3 separate regions of the Homo sapiens genome follow, and all the other regions are linked to region 1. A link is a loop called in an ENCODE intact Hi-C map of the cell type or tissue named here. Cell type or tissue: mammary epithelial cell. All regions are shown on one strand. Region 1 overlaps DMBT1 (deleted in malignant brain tumors 1). Region 2 overlaps HTRA1 (HtrA serine peptidase 1). Region 3 overlaps HTRA1 (HtrA serine peptidase 1).

Region 1 (8,000 bases):
CTTTCTCTCTGTCTCTGTCTCTCTTTCTCTTCAACTATTGGGCAACTATTATCACCTTTCCTCTCTCTCTCTATCTGTTTCTCTTCATCTGTCAGGCAGCTATTATCACCTTCCCTCCCCCTCTCTTTTTCTCTCTCACTCTTTCTCATCATCTATTGGGCAGCTCTTATCACTTTTCCTCCCTATTTCTCTCTCTCTCTCTCCCTTTGTTTCTATCTTCTTTCTACCTTCCTTCCATCCCTTTTTCTTTCTCTCCCTCTCTTTATTCATTTCTTTCTTCCTTCTTCTCTTTTATCTTTCCTACTGCCTTTTTTTTCTTTTATGTCATCTTTTGCTAGATTTATGAATTTCAGGATACAGGGTAAAAATCACCTAATTTTCAGGTAACTTCTGGAACTGTCACTCTCCCCCTAGGCTCAGTGGGGGAAGCTTTGAAGATTAAGGTTCATCTGGTTGGTTGCTTTCATGAAAGCAGCACCCCCAAACCCAGCCCTCCCACCCAGGTGGTAGGGAGCAGGCCCACCCCCTGTGATGAGTGTGTGGAGGGACTGGGGGCCACCAGGCCCAGGACCTCAGGGGAGTGGAGACTGGGCATCCTCATCCTGCCTCCATCAGAAGCATCTGAAACTGGGAGGCTGCGTCCTCAGCCCCAGCTCTTGTCAGTACCGAGTTCACCCTCCAGATTGTCTCTGAACCATGACATGGAATTCACATCAGCCACTGTAGACAGGGAGTGAATTGCCTCGTCTTTATCTACAAAGAAACAACAGGCAGCAGTGCTCTTGGATTGAGGACATTTGTAGTTTGCCCATGATGTTATGTGCATGCATATGGACAGACATGCACACATGTGCATGCATGCCTGTGTTTGCCATTCAGAGGTGGGAATTCATGCTCTCTGAAGTGGACCTGTATTCTCTTATTTAAATCTTCTAACATTGCTGAAGTTAGGAACAATTATTTCCACATTTCAGATGGGGAAACTGAGGCTCAGAAAGGTTATTGGCTTGTCCAAAGACAGCACTGGTGAGTGGCTGGGTTAGGGCTTGAATCTGGATCAAATTCACTAGCATTCAGATGACAGCTCTGGCCCACTGGCCCTTGCTGCTCCTTGCAGGGAACTGAGGTGATGAACTGAACTGTGGCATCTAACTCAGTGCTTGGAGCCTGACCACAGAGCTTTGCGCTGGAAGTACCGAGGTGGCAGGCACCTGTCAGCTCTGGTCTTCATGCAAACTCTTGAGAAAAACTCAGTATGCCCAGGTTTGTGCTGGGCAGGAAAGGCTGTGGTACCCACTGCTAGCCCCAGCAATGCCCCTCCTCTGCCACTTGCCTGCTGTGGATCCTCTGTGACCCTCAGTTTACTCATTTATAAATGGAGGTTATGTTCCAACCCATGCAGTATCTGGCACATAGACAGAGCCTCAGAACCATTTAGTGTTACTACTCTAGACATTTTCCTCATGTTTTATCCAAAAGCAGCTTCCTAAAAGTAATGTGAGCTCTTGGATTGGATCCTGCAACAGAAAATGAAAAACTGGTGAAATCCAGATAAAGCCTGGAGTAAACTTAGTAGGAAGGTACCAGTGTTTGTTAGCATGAGAATCACTTGAACTCAGGAGGCAGAGGTTGCCGTGAGCCGAGATTGTGCCACTGCACTCCAGCCTGGGTGACAGAGTGAGACTCTGTCTCAAAAAAAAAAATTAATAAATCATTTTCCAGAAGTGATTCTTCTCCCTTCAGGCAATTTACCACCATTCCCACAATGGCAGCTGGAGTAACCTACAGCTATGTGGTTGATTCTTGGAAGACTACAGATTGGTCTCAGTATGTGCAGAAGGGTCTATTCAAAATGTGTGGACACAGCAGAACCAGGAACAACTTCAATGTGGTGTTCCATGCTGTGGATGAGCCTTGTCAAGGCTCTGGCTGGATGAGTTCGACTGCCATGGGATTAGGCAGGATACCTGGGACCTGGCAGTGGGAATTGCATGGTGTCAGGTAGACTGTGTTTAAATGGCCGAGTTTTGAATGGAAGGCTCTCTTAGGCACATCTATCAGCTCGTTCTTGAGTGTGGGAGCAGGGATGGCATGTCAGAAAAGAGGTGGGGATGTTCTGGTACAGAGTTCCCTAGTTTGCTATCTCTGTTGAAAGAATGTTGTGGTTTCTATTGCGAGTTTCTTCTTCATTTTCAGGGATGCATAGCCACATGGTTTCAGTGGCCCCCTTCCTAAGCCATCAATATGAAGCAGGGCAGCTGGGGGAGCCCATCATGGAGCTCATATTCAGGCTGTTGAGGCAGGTGAAGATGTTCTCTGACATACGGCAAGTCCTGTCACTGGCCTGTTGGTTCCATTAGAGAAATTCAAATCTCTGAACTGTGACTGTCACTGCTCTCAGGACCCACATTTACAAAGAATCTGAAGAGCCGGGCATGGTGACACATGCCTGTAGTTCCAGCTACTCTAGGGCTGGAGGCAGGAGGCTCGCTTGAACCCAGGAATTTGAATCTAGCCTGGGCAATAGAGCAAGACTCTATCTCTAAAAATAAAATAATAATCTGATAATTTTGTCAAATGCCTTAATCCTCCTTTTACCAGGAAGTAAAAAGAAAAGGAATAATGAAAGAAAGTATGCTGGAATTGTTAATAAGAATTTAAACATAGCAGACCTTTTTGTATCACATACATTTTGGTATATAAACATCATAAAAGACAAAAGAATACCATCACATGTATTTTTTTTTTTTAGCAAAATAAGATGGTTGAAGTTCTTGTTGCAAAATATCATGTGATGAAATCCCTATCGAAGTGTGTAAGAGTACTGTATTTTATTTTTGTCCTTAGAATTGTATCATTGACCCTGGATTCTTGAATTTGAGAAATTCATCTAGGATATCATCATCTGAAGACTCATAGTCTGAGATTTCTGTTGTACAATCAATTCTACCATTATTAGTATCTGGAGTGCTATATCTTGTCTCTATATTCCTCTTCTGGTTCATCTAATTATTGCAGAAACATCTTCCCTTGTCAGTTTTCTTCTCTTTGCCATCACAAGTAGAAAATGAAAAAATTTGAATTTTTAACTGCATTCAATGAAAGCTAAAAACAGACTATGAAGAAAGTGTCTCCAATCTTAAAAAAAATCTTCTTGAAAGATAATACAATACTTTGGGCATGGAAGAATTATGACTTATTTCACTAGTTCATCTTCCTTCTAGGCAACTTCACCATTCTATCATTTTCTTACTATTTAATAATTGATGAATAATGATGCAATACTTTCTTGGATGATGAAATAGTGAAATGCTTCAAGACATAGGAAAAATAAAATCAGAAGCCAATAATGAATCTTGGATTTATAAAAGGATCTAATGGATCCATATGGTGATTACAAGATAGGATGAGTTTTATCCTTTTTTTTAAATGAATAAATACTCTCTCTGATCTTTGAAAGACCTCTAAAATATATAAAAGTTGTTAAATATCAACACTCACGAGTATAGTTAGAACTGCTCAAAAAGAAACTCAAAAGCTACAGTTGAGTCCGATGGACCTTGTCTGGCCTCACTGAATATAAAGATCCAGGGATCTCTAGATTTCCATTTGCTTCAAGATGGAATAAAATGTTTTCAGGTTATGAGTCAGAAGGAACAGAATATCTGACATTAACATATTTTCTTCTTTAGGGGTCATCTGAGTGGCTGTTGTCAATGCCAGCTATACTCAAATTTCAGACTGGACAACGAGCTTAAGCTGTCTTCTCTTGTCCAGCCCTTCTTTCCAAGCATAGATTACATCCTGTCACCATAAGCTGTAGTGTTAGGGGCCTAGTAAAGAGACATATGCTTCATTACATCTAAAATGATTGAGCTCCTCATATCCAATCCACTTGCTTTAATCCGCTATTGCAGAATTCATTTAGCAAGAACGTCGGGGACACACAAACCCAAGATTGAGCCACAGCGCCCTCTGGTGTGATTGTACGGTGAAGCTAAAGCCAATTTCTGTGACTTGTAGGAAATCATTTCTAAACAGTGTTTCTAAGACGAATTTGTGTTCTTTCCAGGTGGGTGGATCCCAAGGACTACAGACTACGGTAAGACCTTTTCTTCACTCCTCTTCCCTGGTGGGGTTGGCCAGTTCTCCTCTGCTACTGTTGGCTAGTTGAGGCTGAGCACAGCTGAGGTCACAGAGCAAACGCCTGCCTTGTCGAATGCAGGAATGCCGGGGGGACAGGAGACGTGCGTGCCAAGACCTGGGGCATGTCTCAAGTGCACACTCGGCCAATCCCAGCTGTCATTCTCCTTCCTCTTGCTCTCTGACTCTCAGTCATTTATCAGATGAGGTTAGTTTCAGTTTGGTGTGAGGAGAGATAGTTGAAAATAAAGGTCAGTACCTTTTCTTTTTTTTTCTTTTTCTTTTTTCTTTTTGAGATGGAGTCTTGCTCTGTCACCAGACTGGAGTGCAGTGGTGCAATCTCAGCTCACTGCAACCTCCGCCTCCTGGGTTCAAGCAATTCTCCTGTCTCAGCCTCCAGAGTAGCTGGGACTACAGGTGCGCACCACCACGCCCAGCTAATTTTTGTATTTTTAGTAGAGATGGGGTTTCACCATGTTGGCCAGGATGGTCTTGATCTCTTGACCTCGTGATCCACCCACCTCGGCCTCCCAAAGTGCTGGGGTTACAGGCATGAGCCACTGCGCCCGGCCTACCTTTTCTTTTCACTAATAATGACAGGTATCTTGAAGATAACTAACATCTACCAAGCACTTGTTATATACCCTGCATAAAATGATTTTCATGTATGAAATGAATTGATATATTTTTAAAAAATACTTAAAATACCACCTGGCACCTAATAAGTGCTCAACTAATGCACATAGTGAGTGCTATTATCATGAAATCTTTCCAAGAACACTTTGAGGTAAGTAATACGATTATACCCATTTTGCAGATGGGAAAACCAGGGCACAGTTAGCTAATTTGTCAATATTTCTATGTCTAAGATCATGTGTCTGGTGAGTAGCAGGGCAGAGATTTGAGGCTAGGATGGGTGCCTCCTCTTACCCCTGCCCTGGTCTTTGACTTTGGCTAAATGTCCCTGCCTCTCCAGTGAGAATGTGCAGAGAACTTTGTGCCCAAGTTTAATTTTTCAGGGCCTTCCATGTGTTCACTTAGGATGACTCTGCTCCTGGGCCCTTGGCCTTGTTGAGGTCAGTCCCTCCCCTTCCAGGACATGACTTGAGAGATCCAGAAATGGCCTGGGAAAGGCAGATTTCTGACCAACACAGAGCAAGGGAGAGGCTGAGGCAGGGAGACCGAGCACTCTCCTGGAGGGACCATTCACAGGGTGACCAGGAGGGGGCGCATTGCCCTGCTGCACCTCTAGGTTCATCTCTGATCCAGAAGAGTTGCAGATGGCATAGAAGGTAGGGTGTTTTGCTCGTAAGAGGGGCCCTTCCGAATAAGGCCTCAGGTCTGAACAGGCATCTCCATGGATTATGTCCCTGAGACTGGGGAAGGACAGAGCATGGGAAGTCCAGAATGTACTTTGGGGATACCCTGAAGATGGTCCAGCTGGCCTTTCCTCCCTCTGGGAGGAAAAGCAACCTGCCCCCTCCCTTTGCATCCCATTCCAGCCTCTCACTCTGTGACCACAAGTTTCTCATAATCTCAAACTCACCATTGAAAAGCCACACCCAGGATCTGGCTCCTACTGTCAGGACGGTGGGCTGCACCCCTCAGGACCTGTACCTATTTTCCTCACACCATCAATACAGCTTACCCCAGTGGGTGGTCTAGTGGCATCACGTCGGGCAGGAACATGGTGCTTATTGACTTCCCAGCATGGCCAGCTCCATGGTGGGAAGCAGGCTCAATTAGCCCCTCCCAGGAGAGGAGGCTGGAAAAGTAGGTCGAGGCTTGCTCTTGGACTTGATCCTGATGGGACTGGAGAGTGTACTGAAGCATTTTGAGCAAGGAATTGAATTGAATATATTTGTACTTTCTAAAGATAAAACTTGAAAACCACCTGGAGACCAGTGAATCCTCTTAGTATAGAAATGGGTGCAGAGTAAGCACTCCATCGATGCTGATTGAATCAATGAATGTGGATGGACTAGAGAAAGGAAGAGCAGACACTGAGGATTCAGCTGGGAGGAGGCCAGGTTCAAGGGGATGAAGGCTTATCCCAGTGAAATGGCAGTGGGAACGACACGGAAGGAATGACCTTGGTGATGTTAGATGTAGGATGTGAGGAGAAGGAGGAGTCGAATATGATGCCCTTATTCCCAGCATGGTTAATATGGAGCATGATGACATCCTTAATTCAAACGGAGGGAAGAGGCTGTGTTGAGTTTGGGATGATGTGGGGGGTAGGATGGCCAGGAGGCCACTGAAAATGCTGGTCTAGAGCTCAGGGCTGGGCTGTCAGGGCTGAGTCAGAACCAGAGAGGTGGATTTGGGGGTCTTCTGGAAAGTTCTCAGAGTACATGAGGTTCTCCAGGGGGAAAATACAGAATGAGAAGAGGGCAAAGAGAGAACATGGAAGAACAAGGATACTTAAGATCCTGCTGGGAGAAAGATTGTAAATAAGCAGGGTGGTGAGAGGAAGAAGGAGGAGTGAGGAGGGTAGGGATGCAAGTCAAGGGGGCCGAGAGCACCAAGATAAAAGCTTCTGGCTGTGTCACTGCAGGTCTGCCTCTGAGGCTGGTGAATGGAGGTGACCGGTGTCAGGGCCGGGTGGAGGTCCTGTACCAAGGCTAATGGGGCACTATGTGTGATGACAGCTGGGACGCCCAGGATGCAGATGTTGTCTGCAGGCAGCTCGGCTGTGGCTATTCCATGTCAGCCCTGGGCGGGGCCCACTTTGGTCAGGGCTTGGGTAACATTCCCTTGGGTGACTTGCATTGCTTGGGAAGGGAGTCCTACCTGTCAAGCTGTCCCCACAGCGGATGGTACAACCACGAATGTGGCCACAGGGAAGATGCTGGTGTCATGTGCTCAGGTAGTGTGGATATCACCTTGCTCTGTGTATCTGCAACTCTGAGTCAATATTACCACACATAAGTATGTGTGCGTACATATGTGTGTGCTCTACAGCTTACCTGCTTTGCAGTAAGTCATGTCTTAATTGATATTGGAGGGCAGGTGGTACTGGCCCTTTTCATAGACAATGAAGGTCAAGGGATCATCGGCCAGTCCTTCTAAAGCTGGATATAGTGGAGGCAGGCTTCAGTCTCACCCCCCAGAGCCTGCTGATGCAATCACCTCATGGAGTGGTTTTGATGAGCAGCATCACGACCACCCCCGGCCTGGGATACCAAATATATATCTTCCTAAGTGGCAGTTTCTCCTCCTTTAAAAGCTGACGAGGATGGAGGAACTGCTGGTCCTTAAAACATAAATGTATACCAACATCAAATTGAGGAGTGAACCAAAGCATTCTCTTTATTTGGAATTAAATGACAAATAAAAGCTACTTAATATCCTCAATGGAAAAGAGAACTTCTCCTGGACCCAACCCAGCAAATCCCAGTGTTGATTTCCTTTGTTTGCGTAGTGCCAGGAAGTGTGTGGACACCAAGGGGTCCTTTAGTTCCCAAAGAAACCTTCAAGGACACTGTCCCATGGCGTGTTCCCCAAAGAGGAGTTTGTGGTTAGAATGTTCACTTCTAGAGCAACTCTGGCATTTGCCGTATGGACTGGACTGAGCCCATGCCACCATGCATGGGATGTACCCTTGATAATCCAACCAGCAAGTGGGACTGGACTCCCCAAGGGGACATGGTCCTCCATGCAGCCACTTTGTGAGTGATTTATTTCGGCATTCTGAAAAGGTTGGTATTCTTTCGAAACCACCTTTCTTTCTAGTTGAACCATCTTATCAGGAGTATATCAGTGATGGTGAATGTTTGTCATTTGAGGGTGTGTTTTAGCTATAGATACAGCCAGTTGTCATTGACATTGGATCTTGTGACTAGGATGGGGCTATG
Region 2 (8,000 bases), 73 kb before region 1:
GCCATTGCACTCCAGCCTGGGTGACAGAGTGCGACTCCATCTAAAAATAAACTGAAAAAAAACAAAAAACAAACTTGGGCCATCAGCTTCTTGGAAAGGCTGGTGTGAGGTTGAAGCATTTGCTGGTGCCTCTGCTCAACGTTTTTGTGGTGAACCTGAGCAAAGAGGTTATCATTAGTGGATTTTACTGCCTTACCTGGGTGGGCACTCCCTTGGGAGGTGGATGGACATTTGCAGCTGAGCCCAGGTGGGGGAATTGCGCTCACTCCGCCTTCAGAATTCCAAAGGCTGGGCATGCATCTTGGCTTCCTCTAACCCATGTCTTTCTCTAGGTGGCCACAGCAGAGTGTCATTAAGTATCTATTCTTTGCTTTTGTTCTCAGGGCAGGAAGATCCCAACAGTTTGCGCCATAAATATAACTTTATCGCGGACGTGGTGGAGAAGATCGCCCCTGCCGTGGTTCATATCGAATTGTTTCGCAAGTAAAGAGAGCCTTCCTTTTTCCTATAACCTCCGAAGCTTTCACCGCCACTAGCAAAACATGAGAGCTATTTTTGAGATACATTAAAGTGTCAAAGTGTCACTGAATATCTTCCTACTTAAGATAAGTGTGTCTCCCTTAGAACATTTTCCCTATTCGACTATATAAATCTACATTCTTGACCCTTCTGAATGTTTAAAGAACCTCGGGCTCTGAAGAGATTCTCTAAGAATATTTTGTAAGTGGAAGTTTTTGATGCATGCAAAAAATTGGCAGGATGTTTAGTGTTTAAATGCTAAGCCCGATATATAAAGGAGCGATGGCTAGGTGTGTGTGGCTGTTGCACAACCCATTAATCAATGCGTTGAAGCGTTCATTTTAAGGTGCTACAGGCTTAAGTGTGTACTCCTTTGGATTTTAGGCTTCCGTTTTCTAAACGAGAGGTGCCGGTGGCTAGTGGGTCTGGGTTTATTGTGTCGGAAGATGGACTGATCGTGACAAATGCCCACGTGGTGACCAACAAGCACCGGGTCAAAGTTGAGCTGAAGAACGGTGCCACTTACGAAGCCAAAATCAAGGATGTGGATGAGAAAGCAGACATCGCACTCATCAAAATTGACCACCAGGTAAGGGTGTTCTCGCCTGCAGAGGTGAGTTCTCAGATGCCCCGGAACACCCTTGGCAAAGGCACCAGAGCTCTCTGATTGCAGCTGATTCTCGGGGGGCACTGAAGCCAGTCTGAGCCAGTCACAGGAGGGCCTTGAGGAGATGCTGAGTATGGCCTGGGGGTGTGGGAGAGGAAGGGGCTCAGGAAAACTTCTGTAAGGAGCCAGATAAAAGTTTTTAAAATAATGTTTTAAATGTTTGTCAAAGAAAGCAATAGATTTGTAAAGAAATTAGTAGGTAAGTAGTGAAAATTGATTCTCCTTCCCATTCCCAATCCTGTGGCAACTCTTGTTACAGATTTTATTTATCCTCCACAGATACATCATGCGTTCACAATGAACATAGAATTTACTGGGTTTTAGACTGAGCCATCCTTAACTTGTCAACAGTTACTTTGAAAACAAACCAGCTCTCCCAAATTGGGGTTTTGCGGGGTTATGAGATGTGTTTCAAAAGAATGTTTCGTACTTTAAACATCTTGGAAAACTTGAATTAAAACAGAGCTAATGGATTTCTTCTTTCCAGACCTTCTCAGAGCTTTTAGTATGCTAGTGTGCACGTGGCTTGCCTACAAAAGGGTGTTGACTGAACTATTTGCCCAAATTATAATCATTTGAGTATACAGCTTTTTGTGGGGGCAGGCAGAACTGAGACATACCAAAATCAGTTTGGGAAATGCTGTATTTGAAAATGCTTTCTATTTAAATATTCTCTTTGCAATCATTTTTGCTCTGTTGATTTGCTTAGCAAAGTCTTCATGTCTGGGACAATATCCATTTCTTACTGACTCATCAAAAACCCCCACTCGACACGTCGATGAGAGAGGTTTTGTTTGCTGTGTGGCATGTTCAGTGAAAGCGTGGTTTCCAGTTTCTTCACATCCTTATAATTTTCTAGACTTCAGATGGAGGGAACAATCAGAGGAGGCTGGAATCCTGCCTCTGACCAAGGAAAAGACCAGAGGCTGAGCCAGGTGGGGTCTCTTGTCCAGCCCTCTGCTTGCCTCGCTTTACCTGGGTGTGGGCTGAGTAATTCCAGACAAGCGTGGAATTAATCTGGCTGTTTGTGCTGTTCAGTGGCACGCTGGTTACACCTCCTTCTGGAAACAACTCTGCGTGTGCTGTTTGGGTGGTAGGATTCCGGGTCTCCTTCTCCGTCTTTTTATAACATCAAGTTGCTGCCCAGCTCAGGCTCCTTTACGGCCAGTCTTCAGAAAACCACCAGCTAACACATTTACTACCCTCCTTCCCCGATGTTCCTGTAGCTTCTCTATGGCTGGGTGGCCAGGCATGGCCGAAGAGGCTCTGGGTAGATATAGGCTCTGTGCCCGGTGTGTGTAACTGGCCTTGAGTGAGGCTGCAGTTGTGTGTTATTTCTATTAGGTCACTGTGGAATTTCTAGCGACAACTAATCTTTCAAAGTGTGTTTATTGGTCACAGGATTATTGGGCCAGCCTCTGCCTTCATTCTTTTTCACCTAATCTGCATAATAGCTGTGTTATCCCCATTTTAGAGAAGAAGAAACAGGGGCTCAGAGAAGTCTAGTAACCTGTGTGAGGCCACACAGCAAACACCTCATGACCCTGCCCTCCTAAGGCAGCCCATGGCTACTGCTGGAGGGATAGAGGCCGGCCCCGTGGTTTGATGGGACAGCTTGACCTTAAACAGCCCATGGGAAGGCGGGTGCATCTGGTTTAGGAACAGGCTGCTAGAAAGGTATCCAGGATGTGGTAGTCTCACCGGAAGGAGCCAGTCAGAATAGCACAGCCTGTGGCCACGCGTGGGACCTGTTCAGCCTCATGGAGCTTTGGGAGGCAGCCAGCAGCAGGGCATGGGCTGTGTGCAGGCGAGGCGCTGGCCTGGACGCCGCCCCCACTGCGTAACTTCGTGTTTGGAATGCGTGGGCACATACCGTGCGGCTGCTTCTGGCCGGGGGATATTCTTTTCCAATTTTGAGCCAAGGTGGAGACTGTCTCCTCGTGCCATCCCTGGCATGTCCTGGCAAGACGTGAACGATCTCAATAGACGAGCTTTGCAGAGTGTGTCTGACCTGACTCCTGCTGTCTTGGGAGTTTAGCTCTTCAGCCAGCAGCATGCTGTTTGACATGTGTTTCAAGCCCCCCAAGAAAGGGTGCTTGAAATTTAAAATTGAACTGATGTGGCTTTTCAAAATGGAATTGGAAATGAAAGGATATTAAATTGCAGACACCCACACAAAAGACTGGTTTCCACTGACTAAACTGCTTTTTTTTGCTGATAGTAGTTGAAAGTAGGGAGAGTAACAGCATCTCTTCCAGCTTTTTCTCTTTTGTTCCCTTGTTTTGATGATGGGTTATTTCGGGGGAAGCTCTGGCTGGCCTTGCTTTGTGTCATCTTAGGGATAACAAAGAGGATGAAAGAGATCAGGAAAACCGAGAAGGCAGAACAGAACCAGCAGAAACTGTGCTTGAGGAATGAAAATCACCTACACGGCTCCTTGTCATATGAGACTGTGGCCCAGCCTCCTGCAAAGCCATTTAAGAGTAACCCAGTGAAGCTGGTGAGACTGCCTGCCGCGTCCGTGGGCCCAGTGACTAACTCGGTGGCTTATCATCTGGGCCCAGCTCCTCCCCTGGCATCCTGATTTCACTTGGAGGGGCCCCCGTTGTCCTTCATAAACATGTTTATTTCATTTTATTTTTATGTTTTGAGACAGAGTTTTACTGTTGCCCAGGCTGGAGTGCAGTGGCGCCATCTCCGCTCACTGCAACCTCCACCTCCAGGACTCAAGTGATTCTCCTGCCTCAGCCTCCTGAGTGGCTGGGACTACAGGCGTGCACCACCATGCCTGGCTACTTTTTGTATTTTTAGTAGAGACCGGGTTTTGCCATGTTGGCCAGGCTGGTCTCAAACTCCTGACCTCAGGTGATCCACCTGCCTCAGCCTCCCAAAGTGCTGGGATTACAGGTGTGAGCCATTGCGCGTGGCTGTAAACGTGATATTCTTGAGACTTTCAGTGAAATAAGAATTGCCACGGACATCTGTGGTCATTGTCCACTTGCCACTCACCTACCCCCTTTTCTGGCAGCAACAGCCGGCATTTCACATGTCCATCATCGGACAGCGTAGGTGGGACCATCAGTCATGGTGTCCTACCCTCTGTGGCCAAGGAGTGGACACAGGACCCAGTTAGGGCAAGCAGAGGCTCCCCTTGGAATCGCAAAGTGAAGCTGGATGCCACCCACAGAGACTAACATGGTGAAGCTGCTGTAGCCCCTGCTGTTGAGCCCCCAGCACTGCCTGAGTTCTTGCACTTTGTGAGTCCAGTTTAATATCTGCTTTTCCTCCCATTCTTGGAGCTCCCCTCACATCTCCAGTGGCTTGAAGTTGCCAGAGATGTTTCTGGGCTTGTGACCAAATGACTCCTTTTCTGCTTCTCACTGCTGAGCAGACACATGTGCGCTCACTTTGCCTGCTGAGTCTTGGGACCCGGAAGAGCTTTTGGGAGACAATCACGGACCAGCCCCCTCTTGCCTGCCCTGCTGTCTCCCTCCAAGCAGGAGGTGAGAAGGTGTCCACCTGCAGCCCCGGCCAGGCATCCCTTTCTGTGCTTCTGCCCAAATCTGAAATTCCCCTCTCCTTGGGACCCACGACTGGGGCCAGCCTGCCTGGGGAGGGAATCCCAGCTGCAGAAAGTCGGGACAGTGTGCGTGTAAACATGTTAATAGAAAGCAGCTTTGAGGGCAGACTAGTTCAGCTTCAGTTACAAACTCTTTCCAAATGCGTTTAACATGAGCCACTGGCTGTGCGCAGCATATGTCAAGCTTTCATCCAATGGTGGCATTTTGTCCCTGCGGGGTTTTTTTTTCCTGAGCAGTTTGGGGCAGGGGTGGGGACAGGGAGAGAGAAAAGTAAAAAGAGAGCAGTTTGGTTTCTTCAGGCTGGAGTACAAGGCAGAGGTAATGGGATGTATTGAAGAAGGTAGGAGGGAAAGTTACTTTAGCTACAGCTATTTGTCCAGCTGTGCTGATTAAGAAACTTGGAGAAAAGCATCTTTGGAATCATGTCCTTCCCATCTTATATACAGCCTTTGCAGATTTCCTGCTGTTCTGAGAGAGATCTGAACTCCTTACCAGGACCTTGAGGGCCCCACCTGATTGGGCACCCCTCACTCTCTCTGCCCCTCCTCCCCTTCCCCTCCTCCCCTCCTTTCTCCACCCCCACCTGCTCTGCTCAGACACCCCTTCCTTGGTTGCTTCCCACAGGCCAGGGCTGTCCCCTGGGGCCTTGGCTGTTCCCCTCCCAGGAGCGCCCCTCTCCAGCTCCTCATGCAGCCAACCTTCCTGTCCTTCAGGCCTCTGATTAAATTCTGCCTTAGACATCTCTCCCCACCCCGCTGTGTGAGGTAGCGCCCCATGCCCCAGTCCCCTCAACTCCACTGCCTCACTTTGGGGACACATCACCCCAGGGACAACTGCATTCCACTCTTGGTTTTTCCCTCCTCGTCTATTTATCACAATTTAGAGTCGCCTCACTCATTTGTCAAATGAAGTTCATCTCTGCAGCTGGACTGCGGGGTTGGGGGCACATCCGGCTGTCGGTCCTCAGGTAGGAGGTGCTTGGCAACCTTGTTCAGAGTAGGACGTTCACAGCTGTCTGCCCCGGAGGAAGCAAGGGCACCCGCCACATGGATGGAATTGAGGGGAAGGCACCCGGGGCTCCTGCATCGAGCTTCCCTCCTATATTCAATGAGGAAATGACCCTGCAGAAGGCTGGCTGCAGATGCCCCTGCCTCCCGGCTTTGCCTGCTTGGAGTTTGATGGACACGTGGTCCTGTCAGGGCTACAGCAGGTCTATGGTCTTTGGTAACGGAAAGCGCTGGTGAAACAGTGAGCTTTCCCGTGGGTGCTTTTCCCTGACGCCAACAACCAGGTAAATATTTGGAAACGGCCTTGTTGAGGCTTGTGAGGTGGTTTTCCTCCCTCCCCTGTAGGCCTGCGCCACCCCCCCAACCCCACGGCCACCTTTGGGCCAGATGGCACCCACAGACCTGTTTGAAGTGGCCACAGAGGGAGCCCTCTGGGCGCTGGGGCCGCTGTGTTTGCAGAGGGTCCTCTTACTGCTGAGCTGGCTGGTGCAGTGAGAAGGAAGGCCGACACCCCTGATCCTCATCAAGTTCAGACGGGGGTCACTGCGGGTGAGGGGCCTGGGGCCTTTTACATGTCCCGGGAGCTGCTGAGCAGGCCACTCTTCTCCAGGCCACCAGAACTTGGCCCTGCGCATGGTGAATCTTCCCTGAGTCAGCTGAGTGAGGGGGTTCAGGCAGCCCCCCGGGACATGGCAGTGGCGGGGAGTGGACTGGGGTGGTGCTTGCCATGACTCACGCCGGTTCTCCTCAGGCAACCGGATGGTCAGATGCGCTGACTCAGTGGCCTGAGCTCGTCCAAAAGCGAATCAGAGAACACAGGGCCTGGGCTCACCCGCTGCCCTCTTCTGGAGTCATCTGTCACTCATCCTCATGAAGGAAGCGCCTGGGAGCCTGGAATGCACATCGCACTGCCCCAGCTCCCCTCTTGTTTCTGTGTTTTTCCATTTTGGATTCTTTCCCCCAACGCCTTCTGTACTGGGCATTTTGTGGTCTCTTCTTTTTCTCCGAGAACTCTGAGGGCTACCATTGCATTTGCTAATGATGCCACAGACGGTGTTGACGTTATGAGGCTTCTATTACTGTATTGATTTTTACCATTTTTAGGGGGACGGGAATCAATATTTCATGAGGGAATGTGAAGCCAGACAGTGAAGTAGAAGCTGGCTTTTATTTTGTGCCAGGCTTTGTCCAGAGGCGGGTGGGGACGTGGCTCCTAAGCTCTTGATTGCAGCTCCTTCTGGCTTGGGAAACGTTTCAGTTCCCCAAACTCTCAGAACTGGATCCCCTGTGTGTTCTCTGGCCCGGATTCAAGAACTTAGTTGATTGTCAAGGAAATTCTTTGGCTATATTTTTCTCTTAATATGGTAATGCCTTTTTTCACTCTGGCACTCTCTTTTCAGGGAATTGGATTAAGACTATTATTTATGGGTCTGACAAAGCAGTTCCCAAGTTGTTGGGACTGGATTTGTTTAGGAATGTCTCCTGTCCTCTTCATTGAGGGGGGAATACAAATTGCTTCCATTTGACAGTTTATCAAGTGTGTGACAGAGTATCAGAGTCCAGGGTTGGCCAACTACAGCCAGTAGTCCAAAGCTGGCCCTCTGTTGTTGTAAATAAAGTTTTATTGGGACATGGTCATGCTCACTTATTTAGGTAGAGTGTATGGCTGCATTCAGTCTACACCAGCAGAGTTAAATAGTTGTGATGAAGACCACGTGGCCCGTGAAGCCAAAAATATTTGCTTCCTGGCCCTTTACAGGAAAAAAATTCCCAGCCCCAGTGGCAGGCAATTAACACCTTGTCCTCGAGGAGCTGAAAGTGGCTGGAGGCAGGAATGCTTATAAGAACCAAGCGAGGTGAAGCACTAGGTGGCCGCGGCGAGCAGGAAGAGAAGCTGATTTTGTTTGCCCTTTCGTTTGCCAGAGATTGTGGGTTCTTTTTTTTTTTTTTTTTTTTTTTTTTTTTTTGCAGAGATGAAGCTTTGATCTTGTCACAATAGCAGAGGGAGGCCTTATTTTTGTCTATTTCTCTGTGACATTGGTAGAAAGGACTTTGTCAGAATTCCAAGCTATTTGGCAATTATCCAATTTTGAGATCCTAATGGATCTTTCGAGGTCTAGTTTGTTCATTCTTTTAGTGATTCCTTGTTAATTCCCTGATTTTATAAATGTGTGTTGAACATCTGTCTTGGCCAAATACTTCTTAGGTGCTGAGGATGCAGCAATA
Region 3 (8,000 bases), 54 kb before region 1:
TACCCACCCACAAAGATATCACTTAAGTCTTCCCTTAAATACTTGAGCAGAAAAAGTGAAGCCTTAGAACACAGACCAGCAGAGCTAGAGGGCAGCTCTGGGGCCATTTATAGAGGGCAGCTCTGGGGCCATTTATAGAGGGCAGCTCTGGGGCCATTTATAGGGGCTGTCTTTAGCAAGGCCCAGTGTGATGGCACCTCCTAGATGGTGCCTTGGCATCAGGTACTGACATCTCAGCACTCCTGGGAAGTGTGCACTTGGCAGCTTTCTCTTCCCAGCAGAGGGGCAGCTGTGCTCCCAGCTCTGTCCTCTGCCTCCCCGCGCAGCACTTGGGGATGGAGTGGAGATGGCTTTGCTGGTAATGAAGCATGACAGCCCTAAGCTCTAGGGTTGTTTCCCCCTGAAGTCAGCAGAGTCATCTTAAGATCATTAGACATGGGAGAAGCAGGAAGGTGTGGGCAGCCACCTAAAGGAGTTTGAGCCTTTGGAAACGTATTCCTTGTGAAACAGGAGCAAATCATATCGTGCATTTTGAAACTATCTGTGCTTACCGTGAGGTGAGCACCCAGTGCCGACCTGGAGTATGTGCGATTCTTCCACAGCTGCGCGTGGCTCGCGCTGCCTGGGTGTCCTGATGCCTCTCTCCCTGCTGCCACGGGGATCCCCTCCTTGCATCTCCCCACTTCGATCTCTGAAATAGCTCAGGGACTTCTTTCAGGCATATTCTCTCTGGGTGTGTACCTGCCGGTAAAGCTTCACGATTCAGTAAGCCGTGTCCTTCTTGCTTTTCAGGACGGTGAAGTGATTGGAATTAACACTTTGAAAGTGACAGCTGGAATCTCCTTTGCAATCCCATCTGATAAGATTAAAAAGTTCCTCACGGAGTCCCATGACCGACAGGCCAAAGGTAGGCAAGGCCCACACAGCCCTGGGGACTCCGGAGATGGGGCCTGAAGCTCAGCTGCCCTTTGGGACTTGGGGAAGGGAAAAGCGGCAGCCCCTAGGACTAGCCAAGCCGTCTCTGATCCAGAAGTGAACGGGAATGCACATTACTAAATCCCTCGCAGAAGGTCACAGACATTTCACCATTTTTGTCCTCTGATCATGGCAATGTCACTTGAGTCAGTCTAATATGTACCAGGCATGATCCTAGGTGACTTGTGTACATTATTTCACTTTCTTTATGTATGTCACTTAATTCTTTTGCCCTATCAGTTAGGAATTACTAGTCCCATTTTGCTGATGAGAAAACGGTTCAGGGAGATCATTCTGCAAACGTTTATTGCCCCATCTGCTCTAAGTCAAGCAGGGAGCTTGGCAGTGGACAGCTCAACTGGGGCCTGGGGCTCAACAGGGGCCTTTGCCGGTGTGACTTTTATGTTCTGTTGGGGGATGGGAAGGCTGACAGTAAATAATCAAACACATAAGATACTATTAGTGCTCCCAAGAAAACGGATCAGGGTGGCCGTCAAGGGAGCGACTGGAGGGGCAGCTGGTGGAGATGGTGTGGCCAGGAAATGCCTTCCAAGCTGAGGTCTGAGTGAGGAGGAACCAGCGGGCAGGGATGTGGGGGGAACACTCCAGAAGGAAAGACAGAGGACTCAGCATAGTTGAGTGAGCACAAGGCCCCTGAAGTGGCCTGAGGGCCGGAGCACAGTGACAGCATGGAGTTCCCCGGGGTGGAAAGAGGCCAAGGCCGGGCGAGCAGGCTCACAGCAGGCCGTGGTGAGGGACCTGGGTTGCATCCTAACGACATTTAAGAACAGGGAAGTTTATGATCTGATTGATGTCACTGAAAGGACACTCTGATGGCTGCGGGGAGTCTGCTGGAGGGGTTGCTGGAAGTTGGGGACCGGTTAAGGGGCTCTCCCAGCCATCTGGATGAGACATGCTGGGGTCTCAGACAAGGGTGGTGGCAGTGGAGGTGGGACAGAGGGGTCACATTCCAGATATATATGGGGGGTAGAGCAAGCTTGGGGAAGGGCCAGCTGTCAGGATGAGGCCATGAGGAATTAAGGGTCATGCCCAGGTACCTGACCATTAATTGAAACAATGGGACTTTCCCAAGGTCCCCCAGAGGGGAGGGGTCCAGACCAGGATTTGAGCCGCAACCTCAGTGTACCCTTCTGTGGCCCTTCCTGCAACCTGGGGGATTGGGCCCCCGGCCCCTGGTGTCCCCAGCACCCCCACCAACTGGGCTGACCTTCTGCTGTCCCTTTGTTGTCTCACCAGGAAAAGCCATCACCAAGAAGAAGTATATTGGTATCCGAATGATGTCACTCACGTCCAGGTGGGTAAACAGGATGCGTGTCTGTGTCTTAAATTTTAATAAACCTGAACTTCAGAAGGTGCTCACGGGCACCCCTGAAAGAGAAACCTTATGCTGCCTTAAGACGTCTCAGTTTCTGCTTATAATGAAGTAGCATCGGGAAAGAGGACAGGTCATTAGCCTTGGCCCCTTTGTTTGGTTTTAACCTGTGTTTTTGCATTCTGAGCTGGTTTTCTTCACTGGCAGCAGGCCCTCCGGTGTAGAAGGTTCTGCCCTCCTCTTTGAAGGCAGGCCTGAACAGTGTGTGCGTGGTGGGGCTGTTGATTCACTCTGGCTCACGTCTTCCTTACCCCACATTCTGTTGAAACCCACATTCCAGGAGGGCCCCAAGCCCCTCCCGCAGCTCTAGGCACTCTGCTTTCGTTGCTCTGCAGCTCGTGGGCCGCGGCTCCAGGAATGCCAGGGCAGGTCCAGCGCAGGGAAGTGAATGACTGATGTGCTTGTTTTCCCCGAGCTGGTGGAATTGCGGCCTGTGGTTGGCAGGCTCATGGCATCCTGGTGTTCTAAACTGGATGAAAAATTCTGGTGTAATCTCATGAGTCCTGGTAGTAGACTCACCTGGCATGGCTAAAACTGTCAGAGGTAAAGTAGGTAAAGACTAGAATATAGTAACAGATAGATTAATGTGTTCATTACTATGATGAATTAATGATTCACTCACTGTGAAAGTATTAATATATTTTGATACATGTTATGAATGGTGGTCCCTTTCTTAGCACTCCAGAAGATGGAGCCATTTGTCAAGGTTAAAGTGTCCCCTCAGTTGTTTGCCTTTGGAACTACGAGGTGTAGGGAAAGATGGTAAGCCCTTGGTGCCCAGCTTCCTGGGTTCCTGTCCCTGCTCTGATATGTCCTGCCTTGTGACCTTGGGAACGATATGACCCCTGAGTGCCTCAGTTTCCTCCTCTTCAGGATAGGGATGACAGCGCAGGTGCTTCTGATGTGTGGCCAGGCTCAGATCAGGGAGTGGTGGCAGGGGTCACCAGCCACAGTGATGCCAGCCACTATGTATCACACGTACTGGGCCAGGTGCCTTACTGGGATGATCTCATCTGATCCTCACAACTCATGTTGTAGGGTACTGTTATTATCCCCATTTTGCAGGTGAGGAAATGAAGGCACAGAGAAGTTAAGCAACTGTCCGAGGTCACACAGCTAGCAAATGGCCGAGCTAGGGCTGCAAACCAGGCCAACCACTGTACTTTACTGACTCCTTAGTAATAGCTACTATTAATTAAGAAATAATAACAATGATGATGGCTGGGTGCGGTGGCTCACATCTGTAATCCCAGCACTTTGGGAGGCCAAGGCGGGCAGATCACTTGAGGCCAGGAGTTCGAGACCAGCCTGGCCAATTTGTGAAACCCTGTTTCTACTAAAAATATAAAAAATTAGCCGGGCTTGGTGGCAGGCACCTGTAATCCCAGCTACTCGGGTGGCTGAGGCAGGAGAATTGCTTGAACCCGGGATATGTAGGTTGCAGTGAACTGAGATCGTACCACTGCACTCCAGCCTGGGCGACAGAGCAAGACTCTGTCTCAAAAAAAAAAAAATAAATAAAAAAAATAAATAAATAATAAAGCACTTTCCTTGCTGTTACCAAGTAAATCTTTGACTCTGGTAGACAGGCAATTTTAATTTTAAAATAGGATCAGAATTCCTGGAGGAATTTTACCTTAGACCTAAGGAGAAGACGGGAACTGGTGAGAGCTGAGTTTTGCGTGAGGAAGGCCTGGTGTTTCTTCACACTAACACGGGTGCTTTTTCTCTGGAGCAGCAAAGCCAAAGAGCTGAAGGACCGGCACCGGGACTTCCCAGACGTGATCTCAGGAGCGTATATAATTGAAGTAATTCCTGATACCCCAGCAGAAGCGTGAGTTGGAGTCGTTTTCTCTTTTCCCAATATTCTTGTTGTTCCTGTGGGGGTAGCAGGAAGAGGGAGCGCTGTTCCTTTTCTACTGGCTCAGATGATTATGTTGATCCTTGACAGACGTGGTCGGACGTTGCTTGTCATTCCTGCTGGCCAGGCCTTCCGACCTGGCTCGGCTCGGGACTCATCCATAGGAGGGTGCCTTCTGTCTTCAAAAGTCCTTGCTCCACGAGGACCCTCCAGATGGACAGAGCAATAGCAGACTCGTAATGAGTCTCTGAGATGGCCCGGCTGGCCAGAGAGAGGGTTTCAGGAACAGTGTCCCCAAGCCCTCACTTGGTGGTCCTTTTCTAGGCTTCAGGACCCTTCTCTTCCTGGAGTCTTCCAGAATGTCTCTGACAATTAGGCCCATACCTGTCAACACCTCCAGAAAAATAACCCAAGTGATATCAAAGTAACATGACAAGAAGTAGCTCAACCATCCATCAGGGTTTGTTACCTGTATTGGCGGAATATCCAGAGAAAAGTGCGAGACCAGGGACCAGCAAATGTGCCTTGGGGGCTGGATCTGGCCCACTGCCTGCTTTTATATGGAGCTGTGGGCTAAGAATAGTTTTTGCATTTTATTTTTATTTTTACTTATTTTTTATTTTCATAGGTTTTTGGGGGAACAGGTGGTATTTGGTTACATGAGTAAGTTCTTTGGTGGTGATTTGTGAGGTTTTGGTGCACCCATCACCCAAGCAGTGTACACTGAACCCAATTTGTAGTCTTTTATCCCTCATCCCTGTCCCAGCCTTTCCCCTTGAGTCCCCAGAGTCCATTGTATCATTCTTATGCCTTTGTGTCCTCGTAGCTTAGTTCCCACTTATGAGAACATTTAAATGGTTGAAAAAATCCTGAAATAAGAATAGTATTTTGTGACATGTTAAATTTGTATGAAATTCAAATTTCAGTGTCCACTGTAATTTGGTTTATGACATCTATGGTGGCTTTTGTGCTGGAACAGCAGAGTTGAGTAGCTTCAACAGAGACCATATGTACTGCAAAGCCTAAAATATTTCCTATGGAGCCCTTTACAGAAAAAGTTTGCAGACCCTTGTGCTAGCCCATGAAGGACCATGACAGCGTTTTGACGCTGAGCTATATAAGAGCTACAGTTATAGTGGCAACCACACAAAGGAAGTGCCTCTTAACAGAAACATTCCGCCCACCCCTATAGGAACTGCATTCTGAGTTGCAATACCCATTATAAGCAAGTTGGCCAGATAGTGGCCAACTATCTGGCAGATATCTGGCCAACTACGTGGCAGATAGTACCTGGTACATCCTTCCCCACTTTGGGGTCAATCTTGACCTTTGATCTCCTTGGGGTCATAAAGCCACACAAGTGTTAGTAGGCATTTCTACAGTGGACACAATGGATGATTTAGCCTAAAAATCTCAAAAGGAGCCCAGCATCCTGGCACATGCATGTAATCCCAGCTACTCAGGAGGCTGAAGCAGAAGGATCCCTTGAGCCCAGGAGTTCGAGACTAGCTTGGGCAACAATTGAGACCCCATCTCAAAAAAAAAAAAAAAAAAAAAAAAAGAGTGGGGAAAAAAGAACATTATTAAAAAAAAAAACCTTAAAAAGTAATCCAATCTACCGATGGTTTATTTTTTATTTTATTTTATTTTTTTTGAGATGGAATCCCACTCTGTCACCCAGGCTGGAGTGCAGTGGCACAATCTTGGCTCACTGCAACCTCCACCTCCTGGGTTCAAGTGAATCTCTTGCCTCAGCCTCTGAGTAGCTGGGATTACAGGTGCCCACCACCAAACCTGGCTCTTTTTTTTTTTTTTTTTGTAATTTTAGTAGAGACGGGGCTTCACCATGTTGGCCAGGCTGGTCTTGAACTCCTGACCTCAGGTGATCCACCTGCCTCAGCCTCCCAAAGTGCTGGGATTACAGGCATGAGCCACCGTGCCTGACCCACTGATGGTTTGAATTATTCTAAGTTCGCCACCGTCCAATCCTGTTTGCTCTGGGCTTTTAGGTTCTAAGCTGTGCCTCTGTCCATGTAAAGTCAGACCAGGAGGAATGGAAACACGAAACATTGCCATTGTGTTTCCCTTTGTGTTGCAGTGGTGGTCTCAAGGAAAACGACGTCATAATCAGCATCAATGGACAGTCCGTGGTCTCCGCCAATGATGTCAGCGACGTCATTAAAAGGGAAAGCACCCTGAACATGGTGGTCCGCAGGGGTAATGAAGATATCATGATCACAGTGATTCCCGAAGAAATTGACCCATAGGCAGAGGCATGAGCTGGACTTCATGTTTCCCTCAAAGACTCTCCCGTGGATGACGGATGAGGACTCTGGGCTGCTGGAATAGGACACTCAAGACTTTTGACTGCCATTTTGTTTGTTCAGTGGAGACTCCCTGGCCAACAGAATCCTTCTTGATAGTTTGCAGGCAAAACAAATGTAATGTTGCAGATCCGCAGGCAGAAGCTCTGCCCTTCTGTATCCTATGTATGCAGTGTGCTTTTTCTTGCCAGCTTGGGCCATTCTTGCTTAGACAGTCAGCATTTGTCTCCTCCTTTAACTGAGTCATCATCTTAGTCCAACTAATGCAGTCGATACAATGCGTAGATAGAAGAAGCCCCACGGGAGCCAGGATGGGACTGGTCGTGTTTGTGCTTTTCTCCAAGTCAGCACCCAAAGGTCAATGCACAGAGACCCCGGGTGGGTGAGCGCTGGCTTCTCAAACGGCCGAAGTTGCCTCTTTTAGGAATCTCTTTGGAATTGGGAGCACGATGACTCTGAGTTTGAGCTATTAAAGTACTTCTTACACATTGCTTTCTGTAGTGCTTATTTTCCTTTCCCAAGAGCAGCTTGTTGCAGTCTTTTTGGAATGATTCTAATGTCAGTGGGCCCCTCATTAGACTGCATTGTCCACGCAGGTTTGAGCTCTTAGTCTTATGAGTTATTTCAAAATCATCCCATGGGATTTACCAGGGTTATGAACAACTCTGCTTGGACACCCTGGCTTTATGAAGCAGGACTTGAGGACAGTTGCACTCGCATCCGGAGCTTGTCAAATGAAAGAGAGTCTGTTGACCTCATACAGCATGCAATTAGTCAACAAAGATTTTCTGGGTCTCTGCTCTGTGCCAGGCATTGTAAGTGCGTGGTCAGTGAGAGCAGGAAAGACGCAGGCTCTCCCTCTGTAGAGCTTCAGTTCAGAAGCCAAGTCTCTTTCTGAAAGGGAGACAGCTCAGGAGACCAGGATGCAACCCCAGAATGGGCCCAGAATGCACACGGCTGCAGCTGACCTCATTTGTCCTGGGTTGTGAAATAAGAACTAGGCCTTAAGCCTTGGTGAGTTTAGAGGAGGACTCCCCTTGAAGTGCCCTCAAACAGGTACAGCTAGAAGCAGCTGTAGGCACCTTTATCTCCATGAAAGCTTTCCGAAAGTTTGGGAAGCTGACCCAAGAGGACTTGCACAGCTTTAGCTTGGAAGTTTGCACAGACCTATGTCCCTGTGGGGAGCACACACCAGAGAGTATGCTGTTTATGCCAAGAGCAGCGGGTCAAAGCTTTCCAACTGTCAGCAGTTAAAAGGAGGGCCTTGGACCGGATGGAGGTTCTGTTCTCCCAATTGAGAGCTGAATCCTTCCTCCATCCACAGAGGCATAAGGTCCAACTCATAACTGGGGAGGCTGCGGAAGGCCGAAGGGCCAACTTAAATGCAGGGGCGGTCCAGTTGAGCACAGCCCTCATCAGTGTTGGTGCTCGGCGGCTGAGCAGCTTG

What was found. Peaks named below come from ENCODE experiments on the same cell type or tissue, not always from the same donor. Only the 100,000 strongest peaks of a DNase experiment are listed, where the experiment ranks them.
Region 2: a loop joins it to region 1, with 2.4 times the contacts of the local background. A loop is called at or near these places in 7 of 110 quality-filtered maps.
Region 3: a loop joins it to region 1, with 6 times the contacts of the local background. A loop is called at or near these places in 39 of 110 quality-filtered maps.

The regions. Positions count from the first base shown.
Region 1 is chr10:122,561,895-122,569,894 of GRCh38, forward strand. DMBT1 (deleted in malignant brain tumors 1) reads left to right here. Exons shown (of 56, transcript NM_001377530.1): 2 at 4,073-4,102. Among named protein-coding and RNA genes, the nearest start is that of DMBT1, 5.1 kb to the left of the region's middle. In mammary epithelial cell, CTCF peaks have their summits at 3,983 (motif pointing left) and 5,358 (motif pointing right); a DNase peak (open chromatin) is centred at 3,977; H3K4me3 peaks cover 295 bases.
Region 2 is chr10:122,488,519-122,496,518 of GRCh38, forward strand. HTRA1 (HtrA serine peptidase 1) reads left to right here. Exons shown (of 9, transcript NM_002775.5): 2 at 384-483; 3 at 904-1,108. Among named protein-coding and RNA genes, the nearest start is that of HTRA1, 31 kb to the left of the region's middle. RefSeq lists an enhancer at 5,939-7,138. In mammary epithelial cell, no CTCF peak of the experiment used is centred here; DNase peaks (open chromatin) are centred at 3,023, 6,123 and 6,533; H3K4me3 peaks cover 410 bases; H3K27ac peaks cover 5,346 bases.
Region 3 is chr10:122,507,864-122,515,863 of GRCh38, forward strand. It overlaps HTRA1 (HtrA serine peptidase 1), which reads left to right. Exons shown (of 9, transcript NM_002775.5): 6 at 793-907; 7 at 2,233-2,290; 8 at 4,107-4,202; 9 at 6,328-7,044. The coding sequence ends at 6,496. Among named protein-coding and RNA genes, the nearest start is that of DMBT1, 49 kb to the right of the region's middle. In mammary epithelial cell, a CTCF peak has its summit at 3,056 (motif pointing right); a DNase peak (open chromatin) is centred at 2,678; H3K27ac peaks cover 2,666 bases.